Linked DNA regions of Mus musculus: region 1 is linked to region 2. The links are chromatin loops, found by intact Hi-C in ENCODE. Cell type or tissue: heart. All regions are shown on one strand. Each heading gives the region's core, and the rest is flanking DNA. Links, peaks and the distances in the headings are about the cores only.

Region 1 (6,859 bases), core at 2,326-4,825, 100 kb after region 2:
AAACACTTGAAAACAGCCTGGCCCACATGGCAAGGGTCAGGCCAGTGAGGGCTGCACAAGGAGACCGCCCTCCAAAGTGAAATAAAACAAAAAGAAAATACCGTAAATCCTCAAAGAAGACTCAGGGCATAGGACAAGGTGTCCCAGGATGACAGCCAATCCATAAAACAGATCATCTCCATTGGATCTGGAGGGTAGGAGCTCTGCAGGCTTGTTTGCAGGGAGAAGATGGAATGGGATATTTGGTCTTTTGGAAACTAAATTTTACAGTCACTTGGTAGATTTGTTATAGAACCATATCAGGATAGGTTCGTAATAAACTAAACAAAAGGTAAAAAAGGAAACCACCACACTACATCAGTGCTCTCTGTTGCCACTGAAACTCGACCAGATACATACTTCTTAGTCTCTAACCTGAGGAGGGACCATGATGGGGGCTGGAACTGGAAGCAAAAGAGTAGAGGAGTTAGCAGCTCATAACGAGTAGCAAGTGTTCAAACCACAACGTTGATGCATCAGGAGATGCGCACAACAGGGGGCAAGCCACAGAGCCACCCGCCCACCCACCCGGCATCGGCGGAATGTGACTGTCTCTAGAGGAGGGAAAAAGAAAGTAAGGTGCACACGGATACCGTGTTCAAACTGTGTTAAAAATATATTGTTTCTAAAAAGTACCTGTATGGGTGCTTATGTTATTATCTAAAATAAAATAGAATCGTTAAAGTCAGTTGCTAAGAGTGGAAATAAAGAACAACCAAACCTAGTGCCGTAATTTAATTCCCCCAAATCATGTGACCTGCAAAGGTTTAATACAGAAGTTGTGTCAAATCTGACAGCTCCAGTGCTCCAGTGTTGACTTGACATAAATGTGGCAAAGCTTTCCATACCCTCCTGTATTTCCACCACGCTCATGTATGGGCTAGATCCCTGTCAGAACTCCCACAAATACTTAATTCTCGTAGCAGCGATTATAAATGACACCTGGCTACTTCGCACTGTTCCGGACCAGAAGAGAACCCACACAAACAAGTCACTTTCATCCTGCGTTGTTCCCCTGGCAACCATATTAAACTGCAAGGATAAAGAGCCTTTGTAGTAGCTGCTTCTATTGAATTACAATGTAAATGTTGATGCTTGCCTAGAAATGTCAACGGGCGACAGGCTTATGGAACAGATGCAGTAGTTGTTCCGCAGCGCAGGAATCCCAGGCTGCGGAGAGATGCAAGAGGTGCGCCCGGGCCACCTTAAGAGTCTATTCAACCGAATCTCCTTTCTCCATTAAAGCCACGCCGCACTTCATAGATCCAGTTCAGGAAAGGTCGCTCGACTAGTTGAAAACTGAAAACGACCTGCTATCTTCTATGCATCAGAGCAGGAGAAGAGTTTGTTGTGGATAAGAATGCTAACAATGCAATTACGCAAGAGACCCGGCAATCCGTTCCTTTCCCACTCAGCATAGCGTAACTCTAGTTCCCTGACTCTTCTGCCCGCCACACAGTTTTCGTCCCGCGAGTGTCAAGTGGCAGGTGGTGAACTGGCCATTTGGTTCCGGGTGGCTTGTTGATTTCTGGGTTCAGCATTCTGTCGTCCTTCGGTTTGACCCACGGTACCTAGTGTCTGTAGTGGCGCTCCCCGCTCCGTCTCTCCCATCACCTCTACCCTGCCCCTAGTCAGGGAAGAAAGCCAAAAGTGGGTAGAAGTCAGCTCGCAGAGTCTCCAGCGTGCCACCGCTCCACTCAGGTAAACTTCGCAGTGAGTGACCTGCACTTGGAGAAGGGCCTTACCTGAGCGCGCCTCTGCCAATGGCAGCTCACCTGAGGGAGCACCGCAGCCAATCACCGCGCAGCTCGGCCCTCGGGCTTGTACCCTTTAGTGAAAGAATTCAGCGCCTTGCGAGAAAGTTACCTGTGGCCGCCCAAGTCCGCCACTTTGCGCTCTGTGTCTGCCCATTGCAGCGATCCGGGAGGACTCCGCGCCGCCGGGCCGCCTCCGAGCGCGGGCCCCATGTGAGGGCTCCCTCCCCCCATCCCACCTTTCCGGCTAGGTGAGGGCGCGAGCGAGCGGGCGAGCGAGAGTGGTGAGGGGGGACGAAAGCAGAATTACCTGTAGCTCTTGTTCTGCCATCTCGGGCGCTCTCACACACCTTCACCTGCACAGACTTGAAAGTCCAGTTTCACCAGAGGCTGAGGCTCCAGGAAAAGGGGAGCGAGTTCATTGGATCAAACATGTCACAAGAGTCGGACAAGTAAGTGGGTCGCACGCGCCGGCGGCGGCTGCCGCTGCCCCTTTGGGCTGATGGCAACTGGTTTGTTGTGTTTTTGTTTTTTTTGTTTTTGTTTTTGTTTTTTAAGTCGCTATTGTTGGATTTTGATTTTGTATTTTTTTCCTCTCTTTTTACTTTTTTCTTTTTGGTGTATCCAGACCCTCTCGGATTATTTCTACCCCGATTCAGGGGAGAGACCCTACTCGAACGTGAATGTTTAAAACCCGTTTTGGGGCCTTGCAAGTAAACGTGGGTTTTCTTTGCTTCCTCCCCGACGAATGAGCTCAGCTCCCACTGCCCCGACCAACGGACCCTTGGGCACTGATTGAGGTTTTGGCAGATGGTGGCGGGAGGCCTGTAGTTAACCCCCTTGCCTGGAGGTGCTCCCCAGCCTCAGACTTCCTGGGCCGGTTGGAAGTTCAGTCGACTTCCTTCGATTAGGCCAAAGGGCCTGCTGGAAAAGCGGTCTGGGCCTCTTTTGTGTGCGCTCAACAAAGGCCTTTTATGCGATTGCAGACACGGCCATCTTCCCCACTGCGGCGACCCGGGGTGCATGTGCGCCCCAGCGCGGGTCTCCGACGGGACGGAGGAGCGGGCAGGCCGCGATGGCGGGTCCGTGGGTGTGCCCGCGCCTCGCTCCTTCCCGCAGCCCACGCAGTGGCCAGTCACCTCGCGCAGGTGCGGGACAGGACCTCTCGGGAATGGGGGACTGATTTTGAGGCCGAGTACGAAGGGGTGCCCACACTTGGGCCGGTCTCCCTGCGCCCCGACGTCTCTGGCTCATACGCGTCCGGTGACCGCGCGGCCCACTGTTCGGAGGCCGCCACCTCGGGCGTGGGGCTCGATCGGCCTTCGCCGAGGCTGTCGAGGGCAAGGGGGTGGGGGAGCATGGTGGAGCACCGGGACTCCGGGCTCTCTGCGTCCTCGACCGGAGCTCAGGCCTGCCGGGAGCCGCGTGAGCCGCGGGGCGCGGGGCCTGGTCCGTCGCGGTCCCCGCCTTGGGGACGGCTTTGTGCGAGCCGGGGGAGGTGGGGCCGAGGGCGGGAGCGGGCGGGAGCGGGAGGGAGCGGGAGGTGGGTCCCGCTGCCCTCCTTCCATTCGGTGGCGACACTTCCTTCCCCCTCCTCCCGGGGCGTCCTAGGCCGGGAACTGGCTGCGTCCTATTGGAAAGGCTCAGAGGCCGCACTTTTGCTGCCCCTAGTAACTTAACCCGGCTGGTGTGGCCATTCCAAGGAGACCTTCCTGAGAGTCTTGACCGAGAAAAGCACAGGACCAGTCCCCAGGTTGAGGACCTGGAAGGGAGGAGGGCGGAGAAGGAAAGCCTGCCTAACCCGATTTTGGATGGGCACTGTCACGATGCGGCCGATGTCCAGGACGCTTGTTTTCATACTTTAAAACTTACTACTCTGTCGCCCTTTAAGATTTATCTGCGCAAGTAGATACCGGAATCGAAGAACTAGTATTAGGAACTGGGCCAGGAGCTAGAAAGTTTAGGGTTGGGAAAGCGTAGGAGATACTCCCACGCACATCTTGACCTCCACTTCAGCTCTCTTGGTAGTGGAGTTATCACCTGAGGTTGAAAACTCATATAACCCAAATCCAAGACAACAACAACGTTTGTTTTTTCGTTTTTATTTTGGTTTGTTTTGAGTTTGATGTGTAAAAGGGTGCACAGTTACTTTAATTGCACAATTAACACTCAGTTTGCTTGCTTAGTTCTGTGGCACTGCATGAGTCAAAGGAACGAAGAACGAAAGTGGATGGGTATTTATTTTCTCCAAGTTATACTTAGCACCAATAGGGATAATTTATTCACTATTGAGTCTAAGTACTGAGTACTAACAATCTGGCTTAACGAGTATGTATTACCTAGTTTTTATGGTAATGTCTATCTAGAATTACATGAGCATTTAATGAAAGTAGCTTTTATCTAGTGGTTTTCAGGATTTCATTTTGCATCCTGAGAAAACCAACTAAGGAGTTTTCTCCTTAAAACTGTAAGGAAACCAGGATCAAATGTCCCCTGCTTTCTCTGCTCAATCAGTGGGTAAGAGCACTGACTGCTCTACCAAAGGTCCTGAGTTCAAATCCCAGCAACCACATGGTGGCTCACAACCACCGGTAATAAGATCTGACCACCTCTTCTGGTGTGTCTGAAGTAAGCTACAGTCTACTTATTGTATAATAATAAATAAATCTTTGGGCTGGAGCAAGCAGGGACTGAGTGAGCAGAGGTCCTAAAAATTCAATTCCCAACAACCCCATGAAGGCTCACAACCATCTGTACAGCTACAGTGTACACACATACATAAAAATAAATAAAATTTTAAAAGAAATTAGAATCTGAGATCCTTCCCCCCCCCCCTTTATTTTTCTCTCCCCCCCCCCCCCCCCCCCCGTCAGTCTTTCTGGCTTTCCTGGCTGTGCACTCTGTAGAAGAGCTGGTTTCAAAGTCAGAAATTTGCCTGCCTCTGCAGCTGGAGTGTTAGGATTAAGATAAACTCTATTATGACCGCCCAAGATTCCATTTCTTAATGTTAATTGTCTACTATGGCCCCTGAAGGGATGGGCCGGGGTTGATGAGGCATTTGATGGTTGGGACTCATAAGAAAGTGCTTGAATACCTAGCTGAAGCTCAGGCACCTGAGCATGGGAGAGTCCAGGAGCTGGGCTTACAGTGTTTCCCGGTAAATCAATCCTGGGAGGCCTGCCTGTGTTTTCTGGAAACACTCCCCCAGAGCAAACTTTTAGAGATTAAATTCCAAATCCCAGTGAGATATAGGTAATCGTTTTAGATTGCATAGGAAGGTTTTCTGGTTAGAAAGTTTGCCTTGAAGATGGATCTTTTTAGTATTTATATCACTGTGTATATATATATATATATGTATATATATATAGTGTGTGTGTGTGTGTGTGTGTTATTAAAGCTTGTACACAGAGGTCAAGCTGTACACAACTTGTAATCGTTAGTTCTTTTCTTCTACCCGTGATTGCTGTTGGTCATGGCAGGAGCACTTTTACCCCTGAGCCATCTTACAGCCCAGAGTCAGCCTTTTGATGGTGAACTTTTCAGATTGACATGATCTGCTTTGTATGTTCTACAGTGCTGATGTTATCATTCATTAAAGCAAAGAAGAAAAAAAAAAAGGACATTTTGTCTCTGTATGCGTTTTAAAAGGCTCTGATCTCCTACCTTAACCTTTTATGACAGTTGATGATCTTTGTCAACAAGTATATTTGTAAGCAAGACTCTGTTTGATTAAGAGACTCTTCTGGGAGGTCTGGGAGATGGTGGCACACAGTTTTAATCCCAGCACTGGGGAGGTCAAGACAGGTGGATCTTCAAGTTTGAGGCCAGCCTGATTTACAGAAAGAGTTCCAGGACCGCCAGGGCTACCCAGAGAAACCCTGTGTGGAAAACCAAAACAAAACAAAAACCAAAACTGTATAAATAATCGAGAGGACACACATACGTGTGCGTATGTAATGACTGAGTCCGCATAGAGACTTCATAAGCATAACACACGGCTTCTAGTTATGCACTGCTTGCCGTGTAGTGCGCAAGCGTTACAGGAGAAGATGAAGGTGAAGGAAACATGCCGTACTCATAAGGGGCTTACACTACACTGAAGGGGCAATCCAAAAATAGACATTAATTTAAGACAGCCCTGACAAATGCCTACAAGTTACAGTAATGTTTAAAGCAGTTTTAAAAACACAGTGCAATTCATTATTGTTGTTTTAGAATTTCAAGACTGGGCATGAGAAGTGCCACAGCTCAACTCACAGCATTAATGCATTTCCCCCGTCTGCTTACTGCCATGGTCACGCTGTGTGTTTTAGCTTAAGGAGTTGGCTAGATAGATTTAGTTTAAAAATTTCCTTACTTTTAAAGCATTCATTTCCATTAAGCTATATTAAATACCCCTTAAGGTAAAAAAAAGTGCAAATACCTCATATCTCCTCTACCAGTACAAATACCTACTTTTTTTTTTAACCTCAAGTATGTTTGGATATTGGACGTTTTGATTGAGATATTGAGATTCACAAGTGAACCTCAGGGTGCTTACAAGTTAAGCATATGTTAGGAGAACAAGGCCAACCAATTGTGAAACAATCAGTTGGGCAAGGACAGATACTGTGCTGAAAGCCATATGCGAAGAGGGGTGAGGATTGAGCAGGATGCATTTCCATAGAGCAGTCAACCTCCCTGAGGCGGCCTGTGAAGGAAGAACTGAAGGAAATGAGGGGCCAAGCCTGCAAGATAGAGGTTTCACAGGGAAAGTCTGGAGGTGCGCATTCAGAGGAAATGAATGGAACCAGTTCTCTGCTAATTCAGGCACCTGCTCAATAACAAAATTATGCTTGAATAGGGTGGTCAAGAAGTAACCAGTGTGCCGGGCAGTGGTATCGCAAGCCTTTAATACCAGCACTTGAGAGGCAGAGGCAGGTGGATTTGTGAGTTCGAGGCCAGCCTGGTCTACAAAGTGAGTTCCAGGACAGCAAGGACTATACAGAGAAACAAAACAAAAAAAGTAACCAGTGAGTACCCAGGGGGTAAAAGAAACCATCAGTTTGCCTCCTTTCCTAACATGA
Region 2 (6,859 bases), core at 2,742-5,241:
TCTTCCACTTGGCATGGAATCCCATGTACAACATGTCTGTAGTCTTCTACTGGGCATGGAAGCCCATGTGCAACATGTCTATAGTCTTCCACTTGGCATGGAAGCCCATGTGCAACACGTCTGTAGTCTTCCACTGGGCTTTGCGTCTGTCTGGACGTCCTGGCAGGCTGCGTACATGGTGCACGTTGAGGATGAAGTGAGTGAGTTCTTTCCTTCTTGCTGGGTTTGAACGGAGGTAAACATGGAATAAATGTGGACTAAGTGTTGGAGCCGGTCCATCTGCACAATCCTCGCTGCTGTTCTGAAGTCTGAAACTTCCCTCGGGCACACACTGTCTAACCTGAGCAGGGGCTGCATAGAGTCCACCTAACACAGCCACAGAGACAAAGTAACACCCAGAAACGTGTCCTTCGGAATAATTTTCCCAGAAGAAATATAGCGGCTTTCCTCCTCCTAAAACTTCTCCCCACTCTCCTGATTCATGACACTGCCACCTTTACATCCAGAATGAATGTTGCTGATCACATCAGTTTTATTCAGATTTAATGTGTGAATATTTTAAAAGTCACATAAGATTTTCACTTCAGAAACGTATGGGGACCTTTTATTTTATGTGGCTATATATAGAGCGCAGCCTGGCGTCATAGCTGTGGGAAATATAATAATATTATTTAATTCAATATGTTCTGGTGCCTAGAGAAATATTCAAGGATTATTCAACATTCAAGCCACAGCCATCTTTGCAGACTACAAATAGCATTCATCTCTAGGGAGGGAAATTCCTAACCCCAGACTTAATAAATGATAAATATCTTACCATAAAAAGGTTGAGGCTGAAAATGTCAACTCTGAGATGTCAGAGAATTTTGATGTTCTCAAAGCAATGTTAATTTGCTTCCTCTCAGCCATTTTCGTGTTTGCCAAGAGGAAACAACATGGCTCCCTCTGAGAGACACTGAGTAAGTGCATCTTAAGTACACTACAAGGTTCCTCCCTCTCCTGGCTGGACACAGACAAGACTTTGTTGATTCTTTGGGACAAGAACAGAAAGGCTCTTTGTGGTCCTGATGGGAGGAATCCATGCCTGGGAAGTGCCACGAGGAGCGAGATTGTCCTGTAAAAATCCATGGCAGCCACCTCTGCTCATCATGACAAGGGTGTTTGTGGCTTGGATGCAGATTGAATGTGCTCCTCCAAGAGGTGGGACTTGAGTCACTGGAGGTCCATTTCCAGAACAGGTACTGTAGTTTTCAAGAAACCCTAAAGTAAAATGGCTTCCCCCTCAGCCCTTTACTGTCCCCTAATTTACCAGGTAATCTCTCTTTCTTGTTTATTAATGTCATCTATCTTGTAATGTGGCTACAAAACCTTCACTGAAGCTGAACAGATGTAGTGCTAGGCTCTTAGAGCTTAAAACTGAGGTGGGGAAAATCTTTTTTGTTTGTTTGTTTGTTTTGTTTTGTTCTATTTGTTTGTTCTAAGACAGGGTTTCTCTGTGTAGCCCTAGTTGTCCTGAAATGCATTATGTAGACCAGGCTGCCCACAAACTCAGGGAACTCCTGCCTCTGCCTCCTGAGAGTTGGGATTAAAGGCATGAGCCACCAGGCCTGGCTACCTTTTTTATTTTTAAAGTATTCAGCTTCAGGTATTTTGTTATAGCAACAAAAAATCAAAGGTAATGACAACTTAATTATATGCCAGCTACATTCACCGTGATACTGGTGTCTTAGGGACACTGTGAGGCTTGGTATTCTGGAACATCTTTCAAATGTTACATGAGATCCTGTCTCTAACAGACAAAAAATACACAATAAAGCATCTCTAATTCTGTTGGAACTATGAATGATTGTTATATAAAATTGTTATATTGTAGATCAGGTTGAACTTGGACTCAGAGATCTGGCTGCCTCTGCCTCTCAGGTGCTGGGACTAAAGCTGTGCACTGCCAAACCTGGTGAGTCTGTGCCCACCCCCCCTTTTTTTTAGTGATTTATTTATTTTTCTTTATGTGCACTGATGTTTTACCTGCATGCCTGTCTGTGTCAAATCCCTTGGAACTGGAGTTACAGACAGTTGTGAGCTGCCATGTGGGTGCTGGGAACTGAATCCAGGTCCTCTGAAAGAAGAGCCAGTGCTCTTAACTGCGGAGCCATCTGTCCAGCCATGTGTCTGCCTTTTTATTTTTATTTATTTTTATCTTTATATTTTTAACATTTTTATTAGGTATTTTCCTCATTTACATTTCCAATGTTATCCCAAAAGTCCCCCATACCCTCCCCCCCTACCCACCCACTCCTACTTTTTGATCCTGGCGTTCCCCTGTACTGGGGCATATAAAGTTTGCAAGTCCAATGGGCCTCTCTTTCCAGTGATGGCCGACTAGGCCATCTTTTGATAGATATGCAGCTAGAGTCAAGAGCTCCGGGGTACTGGTTAGTTCATAATGTTGTTCCACCTATAGGGTCGCAGATCCCTTTAGCTCCTTGGGTACTTTCTCTAGCTCTTCCATTGGGGGCCCTGTGATCCATCCAATAGCTGACTATGAGCATCTACTTCTTTGTTTGCTAGACCCCATGTCTGCCTTTTTAAAAAGCTTTATTCTTACTTTACATGTATGAGTGGGGGGGGGGGTTATGCTTGTTTGTGTACCATGTGCATGCCTGTTTTCTACAGAGGCCAGAATAGGGCGTCAGATACCTTGAAATTGGAGATCCAGATGGTTCTAAGCTGCCCAGAGGATGCTGGGAAACAAGCCATGTCTTTTGCAAGCACAACTAGAAATCTTAACTGCTGAGCCAGCTCTCCAGCCCCATATATGCTTTTAAATAATGCACCATCCTGAGTGGGTGTGGTGGTGCATGCCTTTAATCCCATCATTTAGGAGTAGAGGCAGGTGGATTTCTGTGATTTTGAAGCCAACCTGGTATACACAGTTGTATCTACTAGGTAGGCCAGTCAGGGCTACATAGTAAGAGTCTGTCTTAAGCAAGCAAGCGACCAAACAAACAAACAAACAAATTAACACACCATTCTAAGTGTTGGGGTTTAGGAATAGAGAATGAGCTTAAGCTATTATGCAAAGCCGACACTTTATGAATTAATCAGCCCCACCTATCCCCAGCTCTTGCTCTTTCCGTCTCTGAATCGGACTAGGTTTCTCTTAGAAATGGAAGCTTGCTCTAACTGTCTCCTTACCACTGCTTACTTTCCTTAACATGATGCTTTGCCTGTTTTAGTACGCATTGCAATTCGCTTTGTGAAGTTGAGTGCTGATCTTTGTGTCTACACCACATTCCGTTCATTTGTATCTACACTGATGGATGCATGGTGTTTTCAGCTACTGTGACTGTTGTGAGCATGGGTGTACAGATATTTTCAAGACTCTGCTTTCAGATCTGTTGAGGCTACACTCAGATGTGGGCTTGTTAGAGACATGTGCACATTGTGTGTGTTTGTCACCCTTCGGGAAAATTAACTTACACACTGATGGGTGGTGTCAGCAGGAAAGGTGCTTCTTACAAGTCTAGGGTCCCAACCTAGGCACTGCAAACTGTTAGGCCTCCTGGGGCGTTGTAATTGCCAGAAGGATTAAGAAACTGTGACCTAACACAGGCACTTGTCCATTCTTAAAGAATTTTTCCCATCGTTTGGTGATGTGGGTTAAAATGGCTCATCCATCAGGATTTGTGCTTCCAGTAACTGCAGATAGGTGGAGACTTCACACCAGGGTCTTCACTTCAGCCTTCGAAAGGAATACTTGGTAGGTCTACCTACATCGATGGAGTAGGTGGGTGTCATAGCAACCGAAGAGGAAAAACTGGGGGGCTCCCCAACACAGCTCTGTGTGTGTGTGTGTGTGTGTGTATGAGAGAGAGAGAGAGAGAGAGAGAGAGAGAGAGAGAGAGAGAGAGAGAGAGAGAGATTTAGAGCTCTCAAACAAATACAAGCCTCTTTCAAATCAACTTGCCCTAGAAGGTTTCTATGCAGACTGTCAGCCATTCAGACCATACTGTGACTTAGTAAATAGATGCTTTTCAATGGTGTTATGACATGAAAGCACAGGTCAGCCTCAGCACTGTTGACATTTGGGGCTGGAGACTTCTTTGATGTGGGGAGCTGTGCACTGTCAGATATTCAGCCGCTACTCTGATCACCTACATTAGCTCTCCAGCCTTGCTTGCAACTGCTAAGCAAGCCTCCAGGGATTGACAAAGGTCACACGAGGACAGCCCCAGCTCGCTGATTAAAATCGCTGCTAAGAAGGAATAGAGTTCTTGAGGAAAGAAGAGGAGATTTTGTTTGTTTACTTGTTTTTCAAGACAGGGTTTCTCTCTGCTGTCCTGAAACTTGCTCTGTAGACCAGATTGGCCTCAAAATCAGTTATCATGAGTGCTGGGATTAAAAGTGTGGGCCATCTCCCCCCAGTTTAAGAGGAGAAATTTTAAAGCAGGCAATGTAGAGGCTCTTAGGCCGGGTTAATACTGACACCACAGTAATTCTGAGTCCATTTGCATCGCTGACCCAGAAGCGCCACTGTCCTTTTAACTTTATTATTTATTTGTTTTGTTTTAAGGTAGTCTCACTTTGTAACCCAGACAGACCTTGAATTCATGGCCATACTCCTGCCTCCGCCTCCCGAGTGCTAGAATTTCAGGCATGAGCCAACATGCTGGACCCAGCAAAACTTCCTGTTGCAGAGATGAGAGACACACGCATGCGCCAGCAGAATAGCTGGTGCGCATGGAACATTGCCTGGCTCTACGTAGCACCTTACTACTGTCTGCTTTCTTCTCAGCTCTCACTACTTCCAAAATATGAAATACAGTGCAGGTTATCCTGAGAGTCACCCTCTCCACCCCTCAGAAATATTTCCACAGTAACCTAGTCATTAGCACAGCTCGTTCATTAACGCATCTTACCACCCACCACACTAAGACAGACATAGACATCCCCAAAGTGCTTTCATTCAAATCTGTCCCGCTTCTCAATAACGATTGCTGCTTGAGCAGCGAGCCCTGCTTGGAAGATGACGGAGATCTCTGGCTAGGACGGCCAGTCCCCTCTTAGTCTGAGGCCAATGCCCACCTTAGAAGCTGCCTTCCCGCACGAAGTGACTGCGGCTAACGAGCCCCACCCCAACGTCCTTATGCTCTCCACGCAGCCCTGTTTCATCAAGATAACAGACCTCCAGTCCCGCTGTGTGAGAGGGGAGCCGCCCCGGGATGCAGCCCCCTGCCCACGGCCCGCTCGCCCGAGGCTGCCCCGCACCCCGCGGGCCGCCATCTTGCCGTGAGACGAGCCGTGTAAACAAAGCTGGGCTCGGATTTAAGGGAGGATGTGTGCCGGCTTCCAGATCCTCGGCCCACAAGCCTCAACCACTGTACAAACTGAGCACGACTGTTTGCTTAGTGGCTTTATTGACTCAGGTCCCGCCTCCCGGGCAGGTGGCCTGGCGGCCACTGCGTCCTTGTTCCGCCTGGCTCTGCCCCAGCGCCACCGCGGCCTCCCTGCTGAGGCGGCCTTTCTTTCTTTCACTTCAGACCCTTGAAGATCAGGCTGGCAGCTGACACAGGTGTACGGTTTCACTTATAAACAGGCATTATTCGCTCTGGTCGGTATTTTCAGCGAGCCGCGGCGTTTGTTGCGTAACAGGTACTTTTTCCTGGTCCCTCTTGAAGAACACTGAACTCTGCTGTGCTGTCCTGGCTCTAGTGCGTTAACTCTTTGTGACCCCAGGGCTTTATTTGTCATCCGCTTCCAAAGAGGCCTAATGGGTCATTAAGATGGCCCACAGACCACCTACAAACCTCCCACGAAGCCTGGCTTCACTGTGGGTTAGGCACAAGCAGCGGCTTTGAAAAGAAAACATTGAAAAGATTTTCCTTGTTCATCAGGACAGAACTGGGGTTGTTTGTTTGTTTTGTTTTCTTGGTTTTGGTTTTTCGAGACAGGGTTTCTCTGTGTAGCCCTGGCTGTCCTGGAACTCACTCTGTAGACCAGGCTGGCCTCGAACTCAAAAATCAGCCTGCCTCTGCCTCCCGAGTGCTGGGATTAAAGGCGTGCGCCACCACTGCCCAGCAGAATTGTTATTTATTATGTCATTTATTATTGATGTAGTTTGCTAGACAGGGGAAGGGAGGGCCAGAGAGGTGATGCGGCTTCTCACAGTCCTGTAGACTGCAGACAGATCATAAGTTACTGCCCTATGGTTCCAAACCCAGTGTTTCTAGCCACACCTCAGCTTTCTGTGTGACAGAACATGTTACTCTTTGCCTCTCATCTGAGAAAAGAGAACCTCACCAGACCCCAGGTCAGGCACTAGCCCATTTAAGGGAAGATGCCCTGAGCGGCTGCCCACAGTCACCTGGCAGCTTCTAAGCAGTGTGGAACGGTGGTCTCTCTTCTCTGCCAGAACTGCCCATGGACAACTCCCTTAAGCTTTCCTGTCAGAGGGTTAATTCATATGTTACACACATAGCAACACTCCCACACATAGTAACTCTCCCACACATAGCAACACTCCCACACATAGTAACTCTCCCACACACTCCCACACATAGTAACACTCACATACCCCCATGTATTCAGTATACAAATAGGTACAAATGTACATGCACAGACCTGTACTTAGACCATATGTATCCATGCCTTTATACATACTCGTGTGTGTGTGTGTGTGTGTGTGTGTGTGCGTGTGTACACACACACACACACACACAATCTTATTCATACTCATGTAGTCACACAATTTTATATCCCTACACTCCACACACTTCCACAGCAAATTCATGCCCACACTCATGCACACATAACATCTCCACACATGTACAGTTGCACTCACATAATTACAAATGTCCCA

What was found. A loop is a pair of places that touch in the nucleus more often than their neighbours do. Peaks named below come from ENCODE experiments on the same cell type or tissue, not always from the same donor. Only the 100,000 strongest peaks of a DNase experiment are listed, where the experiment ranks them.
Region 1: a loop joins it to region 2, with 2.2 times the contacts of the local background. A loop is called at or near these places in 4 of 42 quality-filtered maps.

The regions. Positions count from the first base shown.
Region 1 is chr15:37,231,162-37,238,020 of GRCm38, forward strand. Grhl2 (grainyhead like transcription factor 2) reads left to right here and starts at 1,875. Exons shown (of 16, transcript NM_026496.4): 1 at 1,875-2,245. The coding sequence starts at 2,226. Gm16136 (predicted gene 16136) reads right to left here and starts at 1,998. Exons shown (of 2, transcript NR_155442.1): 1 at 1,815-1,998; 2 at 760-1,666. In heart, for the core only: a CTCF peak has its summit at 3,385; a DNase peak (open chromatin) is centred at 3,330; H3K4me3 peaks cover 1,527 bases; H3K27ac peaks cover 1,235 bases; H3K27me3 peaks cover 1,458 bases.
Region 2 is chr15:37,130,376-37,137,234 of GRCm38, forward strand. The region is part of intron 2 of Gm41302 (a long non-coding RNA gene); the gene reads right to left. It overlaps Gm41301 (a long non-coding RNA gene), which reads right to left and starts at 5,366. Exons shown (of 3, transcript XR_875169.2): 1 at 5,086-5,366; 2 at 4,602-4,688; 3 at 2,848-3,840. It overlaps Gm34820 (a long non-coding RNA gene), which reads left to right and starts at 5,572. Exons shown (of 3, transcript XR_383949.3): 1 at 5,572-5,652. In heart, for the core only: a CTCF peak has its summit at 3,695; no DNase peak of the experiment used is centred there; H3K4me3 peaks cover 627 bases; H3K27ac peaks cover 632 bases.